Linked DNA regions of Homo sapiens: region 1 is linked to region 2. Evidence: chromatin loops called from intact Hi-C (ENCODE). Cell type or tissue: prostate gland. All regions are shown on one strand. Each heading gives the region's core, and the rest is flanking DNA. Links, peaks and the distances in the headings are about the cores only.

Evidence for each region. Hi-C counts contacts between places; a loop is a spot of excess contacts. Peaks named below come from ENCODE experiments on the same cell type or tissue, not always from the same donor. Only the 100,000 strongest peaks of a DNase experiment are listed, where the experiment ranks them.
Region 1: a loop joins it to region 2, with 3 times the contacts of the local background. A loop is called at or near these places in 3 of 110 quality-filtered maps.

What each region holds. Positions count from the first base shown.
Region 1 is chr4:38,683,905-38,686,714 of GRCh38, reverse strand. All of the region lies in intron 2 of KLF3 (KLF transcription factor 3), which reads right to left. Among named protein-coding and RNA genes, the nearest start is that of KLF3-AS1, 20 kb to the right of the region's middle. In prostate gland, for the core only: no CTCF peak of the experiment used is centred there; no DNase peak of the experiment used is centred there; H3K27ac peaks cover 383 bases.
Region 2 is chr4:38,860,007-38,862,816 of GRCh38, reverse strand. It overlaps a transcript of TLR6 not described here. Among named protein-coding and RNA genes, the nearest start is that of TLR6, 4.6 kb to the right of the region's middle. In prostate gland, for the core only: a CTCF peak has its summit at 1,764 (motif pointing right); a DNase peak (open chromatin) is centred at 1,791.

The sequences.
Region 1 (2,810 bases), core at 170-2,669, 180 kb after region 2:
TCCCTTCTTGTCCCTGCTTATACAAGAGATGCTCACTGTCACGGGCTCTACTGCTCCCAACCAGAGTTTCTCAAACTTTACTGTGCACATCCATCTCCCTGGAGCACTCGTTAAAATGCAAATTTTGAATTACCGGGGAGTGGACCAAGGGAACTTAGGCTACCTTTTGAATAGCAATGCTCTAAATGACAGAGATAAAAAATAAAGATACTAAAGGTCTATTTAAAGGAGGGAAAAAGAATTTTCTTTTCTTTTTTTTTTTTTTTTTTTTGAGATAGGGTCTCACTGTTACTCAGGCTGGAGTGCAGTGGTATGATCATAGCTCACTGCAGCCTCGACCTCCTGGGCTCATATGATTCTCCCAACTCAGCCTCCAGAGGAAGTGGAACTACAGGCACATGACACCACGCCTCGCTAATTTTTGTATTTTTTTGTAGAGACTGGGTTTTGTCATGTTGTCCAGGCTGGTCTCGTACTCTTGGGCTCAAGTGATCTGCCTGCCTCAACCTCCCAAAGTTCTAGGATTACAGACATGAGCCACCACGCGCAGCCAGTTTTCACTACTAATACTGCTTAAAAACAAGAACATGAAGGATATAAAATCAGAAAACACAAAATGCATAAAAACAGCTTTGAGTTATAGATCAAGGATCAAATGAAGAAAAGATTCTCTACCTTTCTTTAAAGCCAGGCACGCACAGTACCAACGCAAGAGATCCAAAAGATAGCAACATTAAGTATTAAATAGATTTAAATTTAAATATTAAGATGGGTATTATTAAAAGAGGCACAAGGTTCATTAACAACACAACAAAATAAATCCATTATAAATCATGTACACTGGAGGGTTTCAGGGAGTAATTAAATATAGGAAGGAGAATGATTTCGCCTAGTCCTAAAGTCTAATGTGCTTTATATAATTCTCCAAAGGGCAATGGTTCTGGTACTAGGAAAAAACTTTAGGAAATGGGAGGCAGCATTGTTTCTATTGACGAAAATGTAGCTTCTCCCTTATTTTCAGCCCTGTTCTTCCAAGACCTCCCTATGACCTAGATTTTAATGCCAATAGTTATTGGCAGCTAAATGGGAAGCAAAATGAGGACACAGTTTTATTGCTGTCATTGCTGGATTTTTCTATGCATGGGGTGAGTTTTGGGAGAGTAGGAATTTAGAACCTCCAGATTTGCAAATCTAATAATATTCTCAGGTTTCTCAAGCCATTAAGACAGAAAAAGCCACACATAAAGCTAAGCTTTATCAACATTATGCAGTTTGCTGATAAGTCTGTTCTCAAATGAATGCCCTCATTCCCTCTATTGGATGTGCGATTATTGTAAGGTACAAGACTAACTGTGGGGAGAGACACATTTGGACACAGACACCCAACTCTGGGCAGATAATTAACTGTTTCCAGCCCAACTGCCTCACAAAAGGGTGAAGACATGTGGTCCCTCAAGCTGGTTCACTTTATTTGGGTGGCACACACAAGCTTTTGCAATCAGCTTCCAACAATCTGGTGCCGTGTAGGGACTGACACGGCAGGGTGTGTGCTCTGGGCAGGTACAACCTGGTAACAGTCTTCCCCGCTCTGTTCCAGACAGTTCCTATGTTCTATCAAAGCAATGCATACAAGCACGGCTGTACTGGCCCCATATCCAAATCAGAGACAAATGTTGATGAAGCAAAAAATGTGCCTCTGGCCACGGATGGACCTCCAGTGCCCTCTGTGCATGCTGCTTAGTCCAAGAGACCCTGTGTCCTGGAACAGAGCAGTCCAAAGACAAGACACAGACATGGGTCTTTCCCGCTTCTGCCTCTGGCCCCCACTAGGGATCTTAAGGGCTTAAAACAATGGGCTGGGCCAGGCATGGTGGCTCACACTTTTAACTCCAGCACTTGGAGAGGCTGAGGCAGGAGGATATCTTAAGGCCGAGAGTTTGAGACCAGCCTGGGCAACATAATGAGATCCTGTCTCTACAGAAAAAAACAAAAATGTAGCGGGGCATGGTGGTGCTTGCTTGTAGTCCCAGCTACTGGGGAGGCTGAGGGAGGAGGATTGCTTGAACCCAGGCGTTTGAGGTTGCAGTGATCTTGCTACTGCATTCCAGCCTGGGCAACAGGGCAATACCTTGTCTCAAAACCAAAACCAAACCAAAAAAAAAAAAAAAAAAAACACAAAAAACCAAAACAAAAAAACCTCCACAAAACCACTGATCTGCTATAAGAGTTATTTCCGTCTGTAACATGTACTCAGATGTTCACACCCCTGCACAGTGTGCATTTACTTATTGACTGCTGCTTCTCACTGCACTGTGAGGTGATGAGGGCCTGCAATAGGTGCTCAATTAATACTTGATGAATGTGTAGTAAATTGACACACTCTCTTAGCAGGTTTTTATTACTGATAAGGTGAAGAATAATATACTAATTATTTTGAACTTTGAAAAAATGATTTTAATTGCAACAGGGAAAGAGGTACCATGTTTGGATAATTTCCCAAAGCTCTATCACTTTATGCTAAGGTGATAATTGCAATAGTTTCTCATTTTATGAGGAATAGTTTTGGCGAGCTTTCCATTATAAGACAGTTTCAGTGGACGGAATGACGGAAACATGGATGAAATCTCTATTTCACTATTCCTCAACATGAAAAAAAGTGAATGTCCATTACAGGTCAAGTCAAAAGAATCTTCATCCAAGAGAGGGTTCCAGGCACAGGAAGGCATGGTGCGTGTATAAACACACACTCTGGGAAGAGCAAATGGCATGCACCCCCATGCAAACAGAGGTAGAAAGCTCTCTTTCCACCA
Region 2 (2,810 bases), core at 232-2,731:
GAGACCATCCTGGTTAACAGGGTGAAACCCTGTCTCTACTAAAAATACAAAAAATTAACTGGGCGTGGTGGCACGTGCCTGTAGTCCCAGCTACTCGGGAGGCTGAGGCAGGAGAATTGCTTGAACCTGGGAGGCGGAGGTTGCAGTGAGCTGAGATTGCACCACTGCACTCCAGCCTGGGTGACAGAGCAAAACTCCATCTCAAAAAAAAAAAAAAAAAAAAAAATGGTGATTGGGGCCAGGTGTGGTGGCACACGCCTGTAATCCCAGCACTTTGGGAGGCTGAGGCGGGCAGATCACTTGAGGCCAGGAATTCAAAACCAGCCTGGCCAACATGGCAAAACCCCGTCTGTACTAAAAATACAAAAATTAGCGGAGAGTGATGGCACACACCTGTAATCCAGGCTACTCAGAAGGCTGAGGCAAGAAAATCCCTTGAACCTGGGAGGTGAAGGTTGCAGTGAGCCAAAGATCATGCCACTGCACTCCAGCCAGGGTGATGGGAGTGAAACCTTATCTAAAATAAAAAAAAATGTGATTGGAATAATACATCAGAGCAGAAAAATGTTGATACAGTAGAGAGAAGATCATTGCAAGAGTGACTTCCTTGAGTAGATGAGCAGGAAGGGGACCCAGTGCTCAGTGGGAAGGGGCTGGCTCTTGGCACAGAGAGTTCATTCCGAAGGACAGCAAGAGTTCAGGTAGAACTCATGCAGGGGAGGCTTATAGAATTTCAGGGGAAGATGTGGAAATGCTCCTCTGGTAGCATCTATTTTCATTGTGAAAATGAAGCATCATCGCGTGAGAATGTTGGTTTTCAACAAGAATGTTTTAGCAACTATTTAGTAGGCTGTTGAATGTGAGAGTCTGGAGTTCAGGGAAGTCTGGCCTGGAGCTGGTAATTGAGGAGACATCAGCAAGCAGATAGTTTTGAAGCCACGGACCCAGATGACAATGCATGGATTTAGAAAAGAAGTGGTCCAAATCTGAGCCTTGGGTAATCCATGCCAGAGAGATAAAGAGGACCTAGACACGAGAAGGAGATTTTGGAAGTGAAAGAGACAAGAGGAGGTGTGAAAGAGGAGAACAGGAGAGTGAAGGGGCTAGGGAAGGGTAGTAAGGAGGGTAGGAGGATGGCTGCTCTCTTGAGGCTGGGATCTAGTCATACATTTCAAGTAAGCCAGTCAGCATGGGTGTGTATTTTCTCCAACTATATTCAGCCACTCAAGCTCAGTGTAGTCCAGTGGAGAGCTGGATTTAAACTGGGTTGAGGAAAGAGGAGTAAGTAGCTGCAGAAGAATAATGAAGAGGATGGAGCATGATCTTTCAGTCCAGTGCAGTGGGGCTGGGGAATCGTTGGCACTGGAGGAAGAGTTGGAGGTGAGAGAAGGAAAGTGGGATTCAGGCAACTGAGATTATGGAGGGGGTGCAGCCATTGCTAATAATGATATCTAGGATATAATAAGGGAATGCATGACTGAGGTAGGGTGCAGGACAAGATTATTAGAAGAGAGAATGTCCAAGAACTCAGAGGCCAGGTGAATGGAAGAGTCTCTATGTAGCTATGGAAATCACTAGAATTATGAAAGGGGTGGTATCGGATTGAAATAGTGAGTACTGCTAGAATACTTGATGAAGTGATGGGGCTCACTAGATGACTGCAATGAGAAGGGGTGGGTTTGGAGGAAGGAAAGTGATCTGGAAGTAGCAGTGAGAGTCAAGAACACCTGCACCACCTCCCAGGCTCTGGTGTGTGAAGGGTGCACCCAAGAAGATATAGACCACTAGAGGGCGCTGTGCTCAGGCCAGCGTGTAGGTCTCAGTCCCCTGATTTTCATGGGGTTACAATGAAATGGACTCACCTGAAGAGCTTTCAAAATAAAACGTATGCCCGGCCCCTCCCAGACCACTTACATCAGCATCTCTGGACATGTATGTGAGCTCCTGTTTCTTCATGTTCTGGCCACCATTTGTATTACTAGATGTTTTAAATTTTGTCCACCTTAGGGGTGTACAATAGTGTCTCCTGGTTGTGTTAATTTGTATTTTCCCATGTTCTAATGAGGATGCATACCTTTCCATGTGTTTGAGCTATTTCTGTTTCCTTTTCTGTTATCCATCTGTTGATCTCCTTTGCTCATTTCCCCGCATTGGGGTTGTTAGTCATTTTAAAATTGATTTGTAGGAAATCTTTATATATTTTGTATATTAACACTTTTGTGATTATACAAGTTGCAGATACCTTCTCCCAGTCTGCGGCTTGTCTTTTTTTTTTTTTTTTAATTCAGCAGAGAAGTTTAGGTTTACTATCAATACTTAATATATAAATTAGCATTTTTTTTTTTGAGACAGAGTCTCGCTCTGTTGCCCAGGCTTGAGTGCAGTGGCACGATCTCAGCTCACAGCAACCTCCGCCTCCTGGGTTCAAGTGATTCTCGTGCCTCAGGCTCCTGAGTAGCTGGGACTACAGGCGCCAGCCACCACATCCAGCTAATTTTTGTATTTTTAGTAGAGACAGGGTTTCACCATGTTGCCCAGGCTGGTTTTGAACTCCTGACCTCAGGTGATCTGCCTGCCTCAGCCTCCCAAAGTGCTGAGATTACAAGTGTGAGCCACTGCGCCCAGCCAAAATTATCAATCTTATCTCTGTCGTATGTGTATCTTATGATATTGATAATTGTCACAAAACTTACTTTAAAGCTGTTGGTAGACACTAATATTTATTTATTTATTTATTTATTATCTGGAGAAAGACAACATTTTTTAACAAGTAAAAGTCATCAAAATAATGTTTTGCCTGTGTCTGTATT